2 separate regions of the Homo sapiens genome follow, and region 1 is linked to region 2. A link is a loop called in an ENCODE intact Hi-C map of the cell type or tissue named here. Cell type or tissue: GM12878. All regions are shown on one strand. Links, peaks and the distances in the headings refer to the core of each region. The heading gives the core; the rest is flanking DNA.

Region 1 (8,338 bases), core at 162-8,161, 140 kb before region 2:
TGTAACAGAACTTTCTGCAGTGCTGGATATGGTCTAAATATGTGTGGTCCAGTATGATTATCATTAGTCATATGTGGCTATTAGGCATTTGAAATGTGGCAAGTGTAACTAAGATATTAAATTTTATATTTTATTTAATTGAATTCATTTAAATTTCAGTGACTGCATGTGGCTAGAGCCCATGGTGTTAGGCTGCACAGGTTCTAGTCCAATCCCTATTTTGCAAAAGAGGAAATAGAGCCTACAGTGTTTCAGGGCCTTGCACAGTGTCTCACACCGACTTTGTGAAAACCAAATAGTAGGCCGGGTGCAGTGGCTAACGCCTGTAATCCTAGCACTTTGGGAGGCCGAGGTGGGTGGATCATGAGGTCAGGAGATCGAGACCATCCTGGCTAACACGGTGAAACCCCGTCTCTACTAAAAATACAAAAAAATTAGCCAGGCGTGGTAATGGGCACCTGTAGTCCCAGCTACTCGGGAGGCTGAGGCAGGAGAATGGCGTGAACCTGGGAGGCGAAGCTTGCAGTGAGCCTGGGCAACAGGCTGGGCAACAGAGCAAGAAAGACTCTGTCTCAAAAAAAAAAAAAAAAGAAAACCAAATAGTATCAGAGCGAGGGAGCCAACTCCCAGTCAGGTGTTCTGTGTGCTCACGTAGTAGTACCCACCTCCTGGTCCACAAACTTGCAGAGTGGCTCAAAGTAAAGTGAGAGAGATGAGGGCGGTAGCTTATATTTTTCGTAAAGTTCCCATGAGTCAAGTTTTAAGTTTTTATAGATTTCTATTGGTGTTATAGTTCTCTATGCTGTTATATACAAATTCCAAATATAAGTTTCAAACTGTTGAATAGATGAGAAAAGTTAAAACTTGGCAAGTCAATGTTGGTCTCCCATTTTTTTTTCTTTTTTAATTTTACTGGCCTAAGAAAACTAGTTCCAAAGTCTTGGAAACATGTATTAAATCCCACGTGGGCAGCTCACTATAGTCTGGTATAGCCCCTTCTAATTATGTCACAATTTCTTAGAAAGCAACCATTTCTTCTACCTGTCTCAAAACCTCCACAATGTATATAAAATTGCAAGACACATAATAGACATTTAATAATTTCTCACTGAATAGAATTAGATTTTTAAAATGATGTCCTCATAATACAAGCATGCAAGTTATCTGAGAAGACGAATATTTTAAGCTATTGTCAGTCATTAACTCAAACTGGTTATACCATAAGAAGTAATCTAAATGTATATCTCTTGCTATCATAAAGCTCTTTTGCCCATATGCTGCCATTTAATCTTAACAATATTATGAGACGTAAAACAGAAAACTGCTTTAATTCTTGCGTTGCAGTCAGAAACTGAATTCAGAAAGGTTAAGCAACTTGCCCAAGGACTCACAGGTAGTAAAGATGGAACCAGGACCACTGCAGCTGCAGTATTCTAATTCTGTGGCCAGTTCTCTTTCTAGTATCTATCAGAAAGAAGAAGTGAGATGATAACAGCAATGCAATTTCAGTAACCTTGAAATTAACAAACACATGTATTGAGTACCTTCAGTTTTCCTGGTACTGGGTAGTGTAGGGAACACAAAGACAAAGATTCAGAGCCCAATCCTCACAGTAATTCACCTGAAAGAGCAGGCACTATGGAAAGAGGACACAGACTGATGAGTTTGAATGACAGAGGGAAGGGGAGAGGTGATGATGAATGCATTCAAGGCATGAGGTACTGTCCCAAGAGGAAAAGCCAAAGTGATGGGGAGGGAAGTGGGCCTGATGCGCCCAAGGAAGCAGGAAGGCACTGGATTCTTGTGAGTAGAGTGACAGCAGAAGGACCCAGGGGCACTAATGGAAGAATGAACAAACACTGAAAACCAGCATCTCCTGTTGCCCAGGTGCTCCCTCCATTCCCATTGCTCAACTCTGCTTGCAAACAATGGAAGCAATCTATTTTGCCTCTGGTGGGTGGACCCATTGACTCGATTGTCTGAGTTGGTAGAAGTCCCTTTCTGGGAAGTGACCCAGAGCCACTCCCTACTGGTTGGCGTAGGCTGCCTTCTGCTTTGCCAGCCCCCTCTGGGCTGCACCTGCCAAAGCCCAACCTAGTGTTGTTCTCCAGCCCCAGGGTGAGCAGGCTCTTTGAAGCGTATTTCACAAGCTCCATCACCAGCGGCTGCTGTCGGGGCATAGCTAGACCAGTTGCCACATTCCCCAAAACAGCTACCATAGAGAAAGAAGTCTGGGAACACTTAAGGGTCGTAGTGAGAAAGAAGCAGAAGGTCAGAGACACAGCTATTATTGAGAAGGAAAGGAGGAGAAAGAGCAGGAAATAAAGGTGAGGCTGAGAGGAAGGAGGCAAGGGACAAGAAACCATACGATGAATGAGAGTGATCCCAGAGGTCTGGAAAAATGTCTCAATTCCAGATGGAGTGCACCAGAGTCCTGCCTCCAGGCTGAAAACACAACAAACTCTTCAGAATCAATGAAGTCTTTTATCCTCTTCGATATATTTGTAGACAGTGAGCAGCAGCTCTCTCGGTAGCCAATTGCTATGTTTTATCAGACTCATGGCAAAGAGTGCTTCCTGGTACTAGTCAAAAGTTTCCTGCTTTACTGTTTTGTTTTCTCTGACTTAGTCACCTGGGGCATTTAGGGCCCCTGACTGATAGGTGATAAAACCCACTACCACCCTGAGATTATTGGGCTCGTCTTAGTAGACACATACAATCTTTGCCATGATTCATATATTCTTTCAACAAACATTCAATAATTGACTATGATATTCAAGTCACTCCTACTCAAAGTTGATGAATACTTCTCTATTAGGTCAGTTGTTTATAATATAACAAAGTATATTACAAACAGGATGATTTCTAAGAGAACCAGTGTTATATAGATAAATGACTAACAGGTGTCTAGTGCACAAACAGACTCTTTCTATCTTCAATTGAGTGTTATTTTTAAAGACACTATGTTCTAAATTATTTGTGACTGTCCCCCATGAGTCTAGCTTGTCCCTGGCCCAAACATGTCTTTCCTCAAGCTTCTTTGTGACTCCACTACACTATTCCCTACTCAAACCCAGCTTTCTTGTGAACTCTACAAGGCACCTAAGCAAAAAAGAGGCATGGATATTTTTTTTCTGCCTACCACTCTGCTACCTCCCACAAGTCTGTTTCAACTCAACCCCACTCCTTTCTGAAGTGTCCTGACACCCCAAACATGATGCCATTTCTGGTCCCAGCTCCTACAGAACTAATTCTCTTTGTTTCTGTAACTGGCCTCTGTATCCCACAGAAACTCCAGGGAATCTGTTTTGTTTTCTCTATGGTGTCATCCAGAACCTAGACTCAGCCAGTCTTGTGATGGAATGAGAGGCCTCTCTTGTTTATCTGTTGCCTATCAGCTCTTAGCATCCACCGCTAGTCATTTCGCAATTGTTCATTCATTTATTCATTCATTCAAAAATATTTATTGATTACCTACCAATACCATACACTCTAGATGCCAGGACAATGTAAGAAGAAAGGAAGGAAAGGAGAGAGAAATAGTGAGCTCTTGTGCTCTGGAAGGTTACAGTCCAATGGAGGACCAAGACAAATAAACAAATACCTACAATACAATGTAATTATTGTTGTGGTAAGAGAAAACAGCTTGCCAAACAAAGGCAAAGACCATCTAGGCTACACTCAGACCCCATCAAAGAAATAGCACACAGAGACCTGTGGGGTTGAAATGTCAATACTGATAGTCTTTTAATCCTATGGTACTTTTAAAAAAATAGTGCCAATTTTCTTTCTCTTGTGTAAGGGCTGTCACGAAGCACGTAGGCACCAAATCATCACACCCATTGACAAATCACCACCTCCCTGATTCCCCAAGGCTTCTCCTGCCCAGACTACACTGTCCCTTTCCTAAGGCATCACCGATCCTTTGCTCCATAAGCCAATGCCTGTCACGGTGCAGACTCCAGCCTCTCTCCTATACTGGTTGTTCAACAGCACCCTTGTGCTGTCATAGTTAGGGCTCTTTTCTGCATTTTTCTGCAGCAGTGACAAAGATAACACTGAAAAAATTCCAATGAAGAGAGATGCAAAAATGGCTTATTAATATTAGGGTAATTTTAAATTTATAGCACAGACTCTTTCTATAAGACAGAGATTTCACATTGGATGTGATATTCTAATATTTGAAGGATCGGTAATCTCCAAACAGTGTATAAAATGTGACTTGCTAAACCTCCCTTTGTCTAACCCAGACATACTTAGTCCATTTCACATGTGTAATTGTGGCTTCAGTAGCAGCTAGAAAGGAAATTGAGAGGTGTTCTTGTTGGGACATGGTTGCCTTGCCAAGAAAAAAGTTGCCAAAGACCCTGCTTGTTGTCTTTCCACTGGGTACTCTGGGAAGTTGGTTTGGGCTGCTCCTGGCTCACCACCACTTAACCCCTGAGTGTACCTCAGGAAAATGGTCAAGGAGGGATAATTAATGCAAATTTGCATTTGATTTAAAGACCTTTCAAAATTAGTGTAGCTGGTCCTTAGACCATGCCCGTATCTACAAATAAAGAACCTTTATCCCAGCCTTTATCCCAAGACTTAAACCTAAAGAAGATCCCATTTGGTTTGGCTCTCCATGAGTCCTGCTTGATTCTTATAACAGTGCTTCCCAAACTTTAACGTGGGTCAGAATCACCTGCAAGTTTTGCTAAAATGAAAATCGCTGGGCCTCATTCCCAGAGTTCCTGATTCAGTAGGTCTGGGTTGGGGCCCAGGAAACTGCATTCCTAACACATCCTCAGGTGCTGATACTCTTGGTTCAGGGACCACACTTTGAGAAACACTGCTTTACAAAAACTACAATATAACTCACTGTCAATTTGCAAGTCCCATCATTTTTATCATTGTTACATATTGAGCTTCTCTGGACTGTGTAGAACTTTACTGAGTAAAGCCAGAAGAAAATACAGTTTGGCAATGACACAATTACTAAAACGTTTACAATTCTATGCATCATTCCAACAGCTGTGTTCTGTATCCTCTTTCTTCCCGATGGATTTGAAAAGTCCCATAAACATTCGTCAGGTCTTACTGGTCCCCACTCTTTGTATGGACCTCACCACCCCATGCTTCTCATGGTCACCCAGGCCTAAGCTATCACTTCCTCTAACTGCTTTCACAATCAAAGGGCACAAGTATCAGCCTTTCAAGAGACTAACTCAGAACTTCTCAGTTAATACACGTTTTCTAATGAAAAGAAAACTAAGATAAACAAGGCATAATATGTATTTTGGGTAGATTGCCTAATTCTCTTGAAGCTCAGAATATTTTTTTTCAGCCAGGGGTCCATGAAAATCTGCCTACTTGCATGATTTTGTTGGACAAGTTTTTTAAAGTACATTCTTCTGACAAAGCCACTCTTTTGTCTCTCATTTCTCATCTTATAAGTGATTGCTCTCAGTAAAATTAAAAATACTTACCAAACTTTATACTTCCACTGGCTCTAAGGGCTACAGGCACATTTGCATTTTGCATGTGCTTGTTTATTAATTATAGGGTAATTTTTATTTGGATCACGATCTATCTGCCTACACAACAACGAACATGTACATTCATTGTTATCATTGTTTGCATCAGAGAGCTATTAATCAATCATTAAAAGTTGCTTCATATCATGCACAGAAGATTATTAATGTCTTATTGTTGAGAAAGCTTACCTAAGCTAATGTTTTCAAAACTGAAATGGTTCATCACATTTGGCATATTTTGGTTTTTGTTTAGTACACAGCCTAGCTTGTCCATATGAAAGTATCAAATGCCAAAGGTCACACTGGGAATATCCTGATGGAGAGATAGATGCAGAGAGCGTGTCTAGTTGAAAGCATCCAAATATGTTTTTATTGGTGAGAATCAGTAATGAAGATGTATTTAAAAGAAGCTGGGATGGTTTCATTTTCAAATTTAGCATTTAGACCAAGATACTTCTATTTTTAAAAATCCCCATGAATATTTTTCATTTCCTATTTTGTTGTTGGTTAATAGTTTCACAGCTTTTCAGCGTCTTGAATTGTTACAGGTGGGGGATATTTTCAAGTTCTAACAACATGCATCATTCAACGTTCTAAGTAAGACTTCTTATTAAATTTTTTTCATCCCCTTGTCTCTTCAGCAGTCTCTCTGTGCCTTAAAAGTAAAATAAACCGTCATTTTAAAAAACGTCAGCCCTATCCACAGCCTCAGAGGAAGTCTTATCTAGTTGTTAGAGCAGGAGTCTGGTTCTCTAGAGCCCTGGGTACAATTCTGTGCTTCAACACACGCTCTGAATTTGTCACTTATATTCTCTGTGCCCCAGTTTTCCCATTAGCAAAATGAGGACAATATTACTTCTTATAAGTGTGATGGGAATGAATTGGCATTGGCAAAGTGTTTTGAAGTTCTTCGATAAAAGCAGACAACATGGAACCAGGTATTTGGCCAGATCTACATTCCCTTGAGCCAAGTGGGAATTAAAGAAATATCTACTCTCGGGAAATTTTGAAGGGAAAGGCCCTGGCCTCTTATTATGATACTTATCCTGCAAAAGGAAACAGGCCCTTAAGTCTTTGTTGTGATGTGTTGATTTTGGTGTTTCCCCACTAACAAAAATGAAAATGTTTTAAAGTGGATAAACCTTGATCGTATAATCTCTGATCAAGAAAATGAAGCATGCCAGCATGTCATCTTCTGCCACTCTATGGGAGAACTTCCAGGTCTGGTCCTACGTAAATTTTTTAACATGGGAACATAGGCTCTTGTAAAGAATTAGGCAGAATAAAAAAAGTCTGGAGGAATTCAGTTGGAAAAAATATCCTATCCATTCCCCTATTGAGAATATCAGAGCTTCAAAAATATGCTCAAGGGAGAAGGAAATTGGAGAGCATGTAGGTTATTTTAAATATATATATACACACATATTTATACCCATGTAAGAGGAAATAAATTAGAGAAAAAGGAAGAACTCTCACTGTGAAAATCTGTTTTCTATGATGTTTTTGGATATAGAGAAGGCAAGGACCTTCAGGAAACATTTTAATGTTAAGCAATATCCCATCTATTGTCTACAGGCAATTTGACAGCAGGGAGTTGAAAAGACCCAAGTTCAATTCCTCACTCACTGTCCTCACGGATGACAGCCAGTAAGCTTCATGACCCAGTTTATCCTGCAAACCTAAGATTGTAACGATTTAATGAGTAGATATCGGCAAAAGTGGTATGCTTGTTAACCTTTGTGCCACAAAGAATAGGCAGTGAGGAACTTTGGAAAGAGAGTAAATCTTTAAAAGCCCTGGTGTACAGTGAAAATAAAAGGCAATAACTTTTATCAAACACTCACAAAAGCCTTATAATCTGAAAGAAATAATAGCTCTATCACAGAATATAATTAACATACTAAATATTCATTTAGTCTTCTTGTAATTGTAGATATATTATAAAAACAGGGAAACAAAAAAAAAAGTCAGTGAATAACAGAATGTCCTTTGGATGAAACCCTAGCAATCAACTAATCGAATGTTCCCATTTTACTGATGAGAAAAAAGCAAAGCCCAGAGAGTGACTTGTCCAAGGTCACTCAAGCAATTTGTAGCAGAGGGGGATAAACAATCCAGATCTTATGAATCTGGGTCCCTTTTTATTTTTGACCATACCATGCCACCTATAAAGGAGCATTTCTTCAAAGAATGTCAGAAAACATAACTAAATAGGCTTAGCTTTGAAAGTCTAGTGAAACCAGAGATAGAGAGATGTTCACCCTCCTGCTTTCTATTGAAGTTGTTTTTATTAAAGAGTTCCACTTAAGCTTTTAAATTTGATATAACAAGAAATTAACACAACTATCTTTAATGATAAGCATGTCCCTGTTCTCCTGGACACAAGCTGGATGACATTTCCCACCCCCTTGCAGTTACATGTGCCCACGTGATGATTCCAGCCAATGAGATGTGAGCAAAAGTGATACATGCCAGCTCCCAGCCAGGCCTGTAAAAATTTTACATGTAGTATTCATCATATTATTTCCACATTCACCAGCTTGATGCAAATTAGCACAGCGACTTTAATAAGCACAAGTTGAAGATAGTAGAGCTACAAGATGAAAGGAGTCCTCCAACTTAGAGGAGAGCTGCCCCACTCGACATAAGCACTCAGTTTAGACCTCATGTAGGAGAGAAATAAACTCCCTTTATGACCAACCCACTGTGATATGGGGGCTTATGCATTATGTCAACTGATGGTACCTTCACTAATGCACAAGCTCAAGCACAACATATTTACCCAGTTTTGCAAATGCTCTTGTGGCTTTCTTCCATCA
Region 2 (8,338 bases), core at 295-8,294:
CATTTCCTGATTGTCTGCACCTGTTGCACTAAAGTGTGAACTTAATGTAGGTACCAGGGAAACACAACTTCCCAGACATGTGCATTAGGAGATAAAATGGCAGAGTATGGCCTTCCAGGGTCATGCCATGAGAAAAGGGAAGAAAGCCTCCAATGGGCATGCATACAACTTCCTAAACACAGTGCACATGCTCAACTCCCAAGGGTAAGGAGGGCACTGTGCATGAGGGCAGCCCCCTTTAAAGGAAGAATCATGGGAAAGAGGCCAGCCTATAAAGTCCTAGGATCAAGGTTAAACACTACAATTGACCTTCACATGCCCACTTGGGTCTCTTCCAAGCGTACTTTCTTTTCTTTCCTTTTCTAAAGTCTTTTTAAATAAACTCCCACTCCTACTCTGAAAGTTGCCTTGATCTCTTTTTCTGCTTTATGCCCCTCAGTCAAATTATTTCTTTTGAGGGGGCAAGAATTGAGGTTGCTGCAGACCCGTATGGATTTGCCGCTGGTAACTCGGATACCTTCCACTGGTAACAATCAGTATCCTTCGAAAAGTGCCAAAGTTATGAAGGACAAGGAAAGACCAGGGAACTGTCACAGATTGGAGTCAACTAGGGAGAAATACAACTCAATACAATGTGGGGTCCTGGATAGGCTCCTGAGACAGAAAAATGATATTTGGGTCTCTAGCCATACCACCCTGAACACACCCAATCTTGTCTGATCTTGGAAGCTAAGCAGGGTCGGGTCTGGTTAGTACTCGGATGGCAGAAAAATGATATCTGCAGGAAAACTGGTGAATATCAGATGCAGTCTGTAGCTTAGTTAAAAATATTGTACCAACATCAATTTCCTATTCTTGATAATCATATTAAGATGATGAGAGACAGTCAACATAAGCAGAAGCAGGGTGAGGGATTAAAGTAACACTTTCTAGTATTTTTGCAATTTCTTAAAGTCTAAAATTAATTCAAAATAAAATAATGTTTTAAAACTAAAAATAAATAAATAATTAAGTAAAATGGATCTCTTCTATTAAGGGTTTTCTAGAAATCTCCATCTTTCCACCACTCTCCTATAAAAGTTTCAATAACATTTTCCAAAACCACTTATCACTATTCTAAACTGCCAGTGATCAAAAGGGCAGCCTTGCAGGTTGCCAAATTAGTGAAGAAGAGGAGAAAGCTAGAAGGAAGAGGAAGTGGAGCATCTGAGGGAAAGATTTTTAAATGACCTCCTTTGTGTTGCTAAATTTATTCATATCCTGGAATGGGCTACAACCATCACAAGGACACAAAAATCATCAGGTAAATTCAAGGACTTTTTAAAAATGCATCTAACCACCTCCTGTCCAAAACATTCAAGCTTAACCTTTCTCCTGAAAATGCAATCTGCTCTCTACACCCTGCCTGCATACCAGATTCTGAGACCTAGATTGCCACAGGAGCAGAACCATCACCTTGTCCTGATTCAATAGGTTCTTGTTGTTACATTATCAGCTTAAGATCCTGGGGTATGTGGAGATGTGCCTATTCATTGCTGAAAGACTTCATGCACAATTTATGTCCTTCACATAACTTTGTCCTTAAAAGCTATTTTCTGAATCCATTTCAGTTGTGTTTTCCCAACAGCCATATTAGGAGGTGACTGTTGTTTTTGCATATTCAAAGTAAAAGAAATGAGACAAATATCTCAAAATGATTGAGGTGCTCACAATAAAAAGGTAGTGATAAAGATAGTACCAGATCTCGTATCTGTAGCTTCTGTGCCCTTTTTCGTAGTCCAGAGGACTCAGCTACTCTAGCAAATGGATATATGAGAACTAGTGACCACAGTTAATCCAGCTGACATGACACCAGCCATTACATTCAAGTGCAGCGACGCATTTTGCATTGCTTAGCTCTTTCTAGTTTTCAAAGCCCTCTTCACATATTTTATTGAATTTGATCCTCAAACCACATTGTAATGTAAGTAGAATAGCTATTTCCTTTTGGTAATCCTAACATCATGCCATTCAATATATAAATAAAGCCCCTTTATTTATATTACCTTATCTAGGTCCCACTAAAAAAAAATATATAAAGTAGCAGTGTCCCCATTTTCTAGATAACTGAGGCTCAAAGATTAACTGGTCCAAAGACACCCAGGCAATGAGGGGGAAGATGGAATATAAGAGCAAGTCTTTTGACTCATATTTCCCCCACTGTGCAATAGCTGCATACCAAAATGAGGAAAAATTACAAGTTTCTGACTATGAGTCCAAAAATGAGTTAACATGTGACTTTATACTAGAGGAGAATCTAATGAGGTCACTCTGCTTAGCTGTTTAGCTACCACTGCTATCCCAGTGGGACTGGGCAAGAATAGAACCAAGTCATGCAAGTAAGAGCAGCATCTGATCGGGCGATGGGCTTGTATTCAGGTTGTTATCTCTATGGATAGCTGTGGTTCCCTGAGGAACCATTCCAAAGACGTTAGAAGAGCCAGGTAGAACCCACATTAATTCATTGGTTAAAGCTCAGAAATAATCATGAGGTCTCTGAGACAGGTGACAATTAGTCATAGGACGGCTCCTATTATACACAAAATTTCGTTGAGCCAGCTCTCCATACTTTACTTCTTGCCCTAGTGTATCTTAAAGATGTGGTTTTCCCCTTGCCTAATCCAGGAGAGCTGGATTTCATAACTAACAGGACTTTAGACTTGTGCTTCACCTTTCAGCAGGCTGCTGGGTTCCATGATGTCCCAGAGCCTGACTATGTGCTTATGATAAAAAAATAAAAAAATAAAAAAATAAACTGAAGAGGGACCCCAGGCTGCAGGAGTGAGATGGGCATGCGAAGAATTGCATTTTCTCTGGTTCCTAGGTATGCTGAAGATGGCATCCAGGAGAAACCTTCTGGCCATCCCTCAAACTGTCCCATAGCTCAGCTGGCAGCTGCGACTTAACTTACAGTGACATCAGCAACATGATGAATTCCATTGCCAGCAGCCTGGACTCCAGGAGGCGCCCCAGGCGTGGCTGATGTGCACAGGTAGGAGCCTGTCCTCTGCGTGGCCTCTGCACTGGAAGAGCTTCAGGGCCTTTTCCTCCAGGGCTGATGGGATTTGTGTTTCGCCTCTGTTTGTTTTTATGTACCTCTGTTTGGGGAAACTTTCAAGCATGCAGAGCAACATTCTGATAAATAGTGCAGTGAGGAGCTGTGCTGCATCCTGGAGCCGAAGGTCACAAGGAAGAAACCAAAACCGGTAAACTCAGGGGTGTTGTGGCCCGAATCTGTAAATCCAAACAATCTCACAGTTATGAAATGGAAAGTTTGTGGGGAAAAACAAATGCTTTGGTTATTACAGTGTTACTACATTCATAAAATATATTTCATTGGGGGGGAGTTTACACAGGGGGTAATGAGATTTTTGCTTTATACATTATTTATAACTGCTTAATCCAGGTACTGTGGGTTATTTTTTTATTCCTTCATTTTCACAGCTACAAAACACTTCAGTATTTCTAATGTATTTCTGCTTACAATACAGATGTTCTCAATTGTGTTTCTAACTACATTTCAACCGTTATGATCACGTTTATTTGTTTGTGTCAGCACACAAGCTGGGGTTGAATGTGCAACACACAATAGTAAGGCTTCAAGAAGCCTGTAAAAAGGCCTCTTGTGCTTTCATTATCAACAAATTAAAATATGCTGTGTGGCACTATCTTTATCATCAGTGGTTTTAATCTTTGGATAATTCCCCTACAGTTGGGTAGGCAGAGCGACAGCCCTCTCTCGGTGCAGAAAGGTTGCATGCCTTAAAACAGCACTTTTCAAGATGACCATTTGGAAGCAACATTTGGAGAACATTTGGGTTATGTCCTCTAACTGAATTTCCAAGCTGTTGGTAACGGACTAAAGAAAATGCAGTCTGTACTGAATACTAAGAAAGCAAGAGTGGAAGAGCCTTGAAGGTCATGTGTAAATATTGACATTTTAATTTTATTTAGTATACCAAGTTGGGGCCCTTGCATTGCTTATCTTGCCATAAAAACTCTTCACCCACTTGCACTGCCCTGCAGATTGTCAGGGAAAGATCTGATCTGAGCAGCCGTGGCTACTCTTCCTGCCATTGCTAACAAGACTGAATTTTGTTTGTGCAAAATCTGAGTCAAAGGGGTGTTCCTCCCCTCTCATCTCCATCACGGACTGATGCGCCTGATTAGATAACAGAAATTTGTGGGCTGAATGTTCATGTAGAGACATGAAAGCCAAGATGCAAAACCAGTCAGAGAAAACAGCCTCCCACTCACTCACAGAGTCAAGTCAGGTGTCTAAAACCAAAGTTATTTGGGGAACCAATAACTGGCTAATTTGGCCAGAACACCCTTCTCTGTGTCCTCAGCAGCAGCATGAGGAAGAAATACCAGCATGTCCTCAGGCCTTGTACCCTTCTTAGAAACCAGAACTCTACCTGCGGAGCTTAATCAGGGCCACATTCTGAAAGTGAGATGCAGGCGACAGCCAGGTCTCTCCACCAGCAGCAGTGGTTAGAATGCCCCACGCACTTAACAACTTCCGGGACACATTTGACTGTTGACCTAAAACAGCACTGCTTTCCTCTGCCAAAGCAAAGAGCCTGGCTCATGTAGAATAGGCCAGCAGTTTGGTAACTTGCCAGAGGCTCCTGTCTCCCTACAGTGAGGTCACCAGAATCACTTACCTCCTGAAACACAGTCGACTGAAATGAAGGTCCAGCAGAAATTAGGGGCCAGTGAGTTAAACATGGAGGAACCAGGGCCACTTCAGATGGTCTTTGGCCTAAAAGGTTTTCCCTAAGTGCAAAGAAGAAAATTGAATGTGGGAAAAAAATGATCTTTTAATGCTTCATAACTCAACTCTCTGACTTACCTCAAAAAGAGAGAAATAGTGTAAAAAGCCAACACCATTTTCTGCCCTCTACATTTGGGTTTCAAAAGGTGTTCCTCAAACAATGATCTGGCTTCCATGCCAAAATAAATGTCATGATTTACACCTCATGCTTATGTTTGCAATCCTAATCACCCTTCCCTATGCCAGCTTTATAAGTCTTGCTCAGTTCCACTATTGAAATAGTACACTTGGATTCAAACAACACTCAAAACCCTTGTTTTTTGTTTTGTTTCATTTTTAACTATTACTGAGTGGTAGGGTCAATCCCATTCAAAATTCCCAAGTAGACAAAATCTGTGTCTGTGGCCCTTCCCCTTCCCCTCACCTTCTTGGCAGCCTCCCTCCATTCCCACTGATGAACTTCCAAGCTTCCTGCAGCTCCACTAGTCCTTTTCAACCAAAGGAAAACAAAGCAGTTTCCTACATTAGCGTATCTGCCTTTGTAAAGTAGTTTAGTGTTTTGCACAAACCAAGAGAATGTTCATTTTAAAAGCAGGAAAGAAAGCCAAAGGAATGAACCATTACAGATGGAGTGTCAGACACCATGGCACCTGGATAAAATATAATTTGGGGCAGGGGAGTATATTCTCATCGTCCCTAAAGTAGATGAACCAGTCAAGTCAGTACCCATAAGGCAGGCTTGATAAATCTCAGGACCAGGCCCCTCCACCCGCAACAAACACACATACACCTCTCCATTGTGATGTTTTAGGCGCAGTGTATAGTAGCTCTGCCTATCTACCCAGAACCTAATGTATTCACCTGAAAGTAAACTAACAGAGTCTGGCTGTCCTGGTGATTCTCAAGACCCTATTGCCTCCTCACTTACCCAAAGGAAAGGAGCAGTAGTTTTTTTAAAAATTCAAGAAATCAGTTAAAAAAAATATGTTAGTGTTTCTCTGAAACATCTAAGTTAGCGTGGCACAATTCATTTTATTTATAAAGAATTTGATTAACTCTGGTTAGCCCAGATTTGCTTCAGCCTGAAGCCCAACATCTCCTTTGCAGTGTGGTATCCTTCAGTTGCTCATTACTTGAGCCAACAGAGGCGGGAGGGGAGATGGAGAAAACTGGTTTTATTTGAGCTTGTGAAAATGCCTTTTTGTCAAGTTCAATGTCATAAGTTTTCTTCCACAAGAAAGTAGAATATACTTTCTGGTGAGCAATAGTTCTTTATTGTATAGAAATGGTTCCTAATTCTCAGCAGATAGAGATTTGAGAAAACAGGGGAGTTCTCCCAAGTCACAAAGAATAATGTGATGGTCAACGTGATAGACGGTTGTACGCTTTGATAGCTAGTTTCACACTGATTTTCTGACACATGAGAGAGGAGCAGTGCCTGTTGCCCAAGGAAGGCAATCTGCTGGGAGGAGGAACACAAACATCCCCAAAGGCTACCAGGTCAACTGTCATTTTCAAAATTACCATTAAAAGTAGGCTGGTGGGCCGGGCATGGTGGCTTAAGCCTGTAATCCCAGCACTTTGGGAAGCCAAGGCGGTTGTATCACAAGGTCAGGAGTTCAAGACCAGCCTGGCCAACATGGTGAAACCCCATCTCTACTCAAAATACAAAAGTTAGCCAGGTGTGGTGGCTGGTGCCTGTGGTCCCAGCTACTCAGGAGGCTGAGGCAAGAGAATTGCTTGAGCCCGGGAAGTGGAGGAAGCAGAGAGCCAAGACTGAACCATTGCACTCCAGCCTGGGTGACACAGTGAGACTTCGACTCAAAAACAAAAACAAACAAACAAAAAATTAGCTGGGTGGTGGTAGGTGCCTGTAGACCCAGTTACCTGGGGGTTGAAGCAGGAGAATCGCTTGAACCCGGGAGGCTGCAGTGAGCCGAGATGACACCACCGTGTTCCAGCCTAGGCTGCAGAACAAGACTCCATCTCAAAAAAAAAAAAAAAAAAAAAAAAAGGAGACTGGGCAAAGTGGCTCATGCCTGTAATCCTAACACTTTGGGAGGCTAAGGTGGGAGAATCACTCGAGGTCAGGAATTTGAGACCAGCCTGGGCAACATAGTAAGACCCTGTCACTACAAAAAATAAGAAACAATTAGCCAAGCATGGTGGTGTATGCCAGTAGCCCAGAAATTCAAGGTTACAGTGAGCTATGGCACCACTACGTTCCATCCTGAGCAACAAAGACCTTGCCTGTGAAAAAAAAGAAAAGAAAAAAATTTTATTAAAAATAATAAGAATAGAAAACGTAGGCTGTGTATGCTAGATTAACAAAACATTCCCCCTACAAAAGGGTGAAATTTCAATTTTTCATGAAGTTTGAAATCTATAATCATCTGACATTATTTCCAGGCATGTAGAAAAAAATTCATTTGTCTTTTCATCTGGATTAGTTTATCTCCGTCAATGTGTATATCAGAAGCACCTGGGGATTCTGTGAGTTTGGGGAACATTTTTTTGTTTGCTTGTTTGTTTGTTTTCAAAATATATGGTAGTATCCCACCACAAATCTATACTAAAATGAAATTTCATAGTGTATGTCACATAAATGTGCACTTTGAAAAATCCCCAAGTAAATTTTGAGATTGGCCCTTGATTCAGTGACACTAATATAAACCCTTTCACTTACCTTTGAGTTTTGTGGTGACCAATCTTCAGATTGGAAGCCTACACCTTCTTAACTTGGTCCATGGGGGCACAAAAGGAGAGAGAGTGTAAATTCTGAGGATGACCTTGACAAAAGTGAACACAAGATTAAGAGATGTGAACCCAAAATAAAAGAAGCAAGGAACTCTCTCTTCCCTTGTCATCTTTAACTCTGCTCTCTCTTGATTGTTCTCTGTGTTGTTCACAGGCCCTTCTTCCTATACCCACTCTGTAAAGTGATTTACCCCAAAGCTCTCCACCCCTTTCACCTTGGATCTCTGGCCAGATAATCTCACCTTCCTCTGTGGCTTCAAAGCCATATACATTTGACTTCTGAATTCATCAGCTAGGGCAGCCATAACAAAGTACCACAGACTGACTGGGTGGCTTAAACAACAGAAATGTATTTTCTCACAGCTTTGGAGGCTGAAAGTCCAAGAGAAGGCATTTATGGCTTTGGTTTCTTCTGAGGCCTCTCTCCCTGGCTCGTAGATGGCTGTCTTTACCCCATGTCCTTACATGACCTTTCCTCTGTGCTGGCACTTCTGGTGTCTCTTCCCCTTCTTACAAGGACATCAGTTCTGTAGAATTATGGGCCACCCAAATAACTTCATTTTAACTTATTACCTCCTAAAGACCCTAATATGGTTTGGCTCTGTTTCTCCATCCAAATCTCATGTTGAATTGTAATTCCCAGTGTTGAAGGAGGAGCCTGGTGGGAGGTGATTGAATCATGGGGGCGGACTTCCCCCTTCCTGTTCTCGTGATAGAGTTCTCACCAGATCTGGTTGTCAGAAAGTGTGTAGCACCTCCCACTTT

Evidence for each region. A loop is a pair of places that touch in the nucleus more often than their neighbours do. Peaks named below come from ENCODE experiments on the same cell type or tissue, not always from the same donor. Only the 100,000 strongest peaks of a DNase experiment are listed, where the experiment ranks them.
Region 1: a loop joins it to region 2, with 2.3 times the contacts of the local background. A loop is called at or near these places in 1 of 110 quality-filtered maps.

What each region holds. Positions count from the first base shown.
Region 1 is chr1:87,585,443-87,593,780 of GRCh38, reverse strand. No RefSeq gene overlaps it. Among named protein-coding and RNA genes, the nearest start is that of LINC01364, 220 kb to the right of the region's middle. In GM12878, for the core only: no CTCF peak of the experiment used is centred there; DNase peaks (open chromatin) are centred at 1,490, 5,130, 5,810 and 6,040; H3K4me3 peaks cover 613 bases.
Region 2 is chr1:87,445,714-87,454,051 of GRCh38, reverse strand. It overlaps LOC105378834 (a long non-coding RNA gene), which reads right to left. Exons shown (of 4, transcript XR_947565.3): 2 at 7,503-7,605; 3 at 4,707-4,818; 4 at 1-3,273. It also overlaps the pseudogene RNA5SP52. Among named protein-coding and RNA genes, the nearest start is that of LINC01364, 78 kb to the right of the region's middle. RefSeq lists an enhancer at 4,080-4,459. In GM12878, for the core only: no CTCF peak of the experiment used is centred there; DNase peaks (open chromatin) are centred at 3,211 and 4,451; H3K4me3 peaks cover 644 bases; H3K27ac peaks cover 2,505 bases.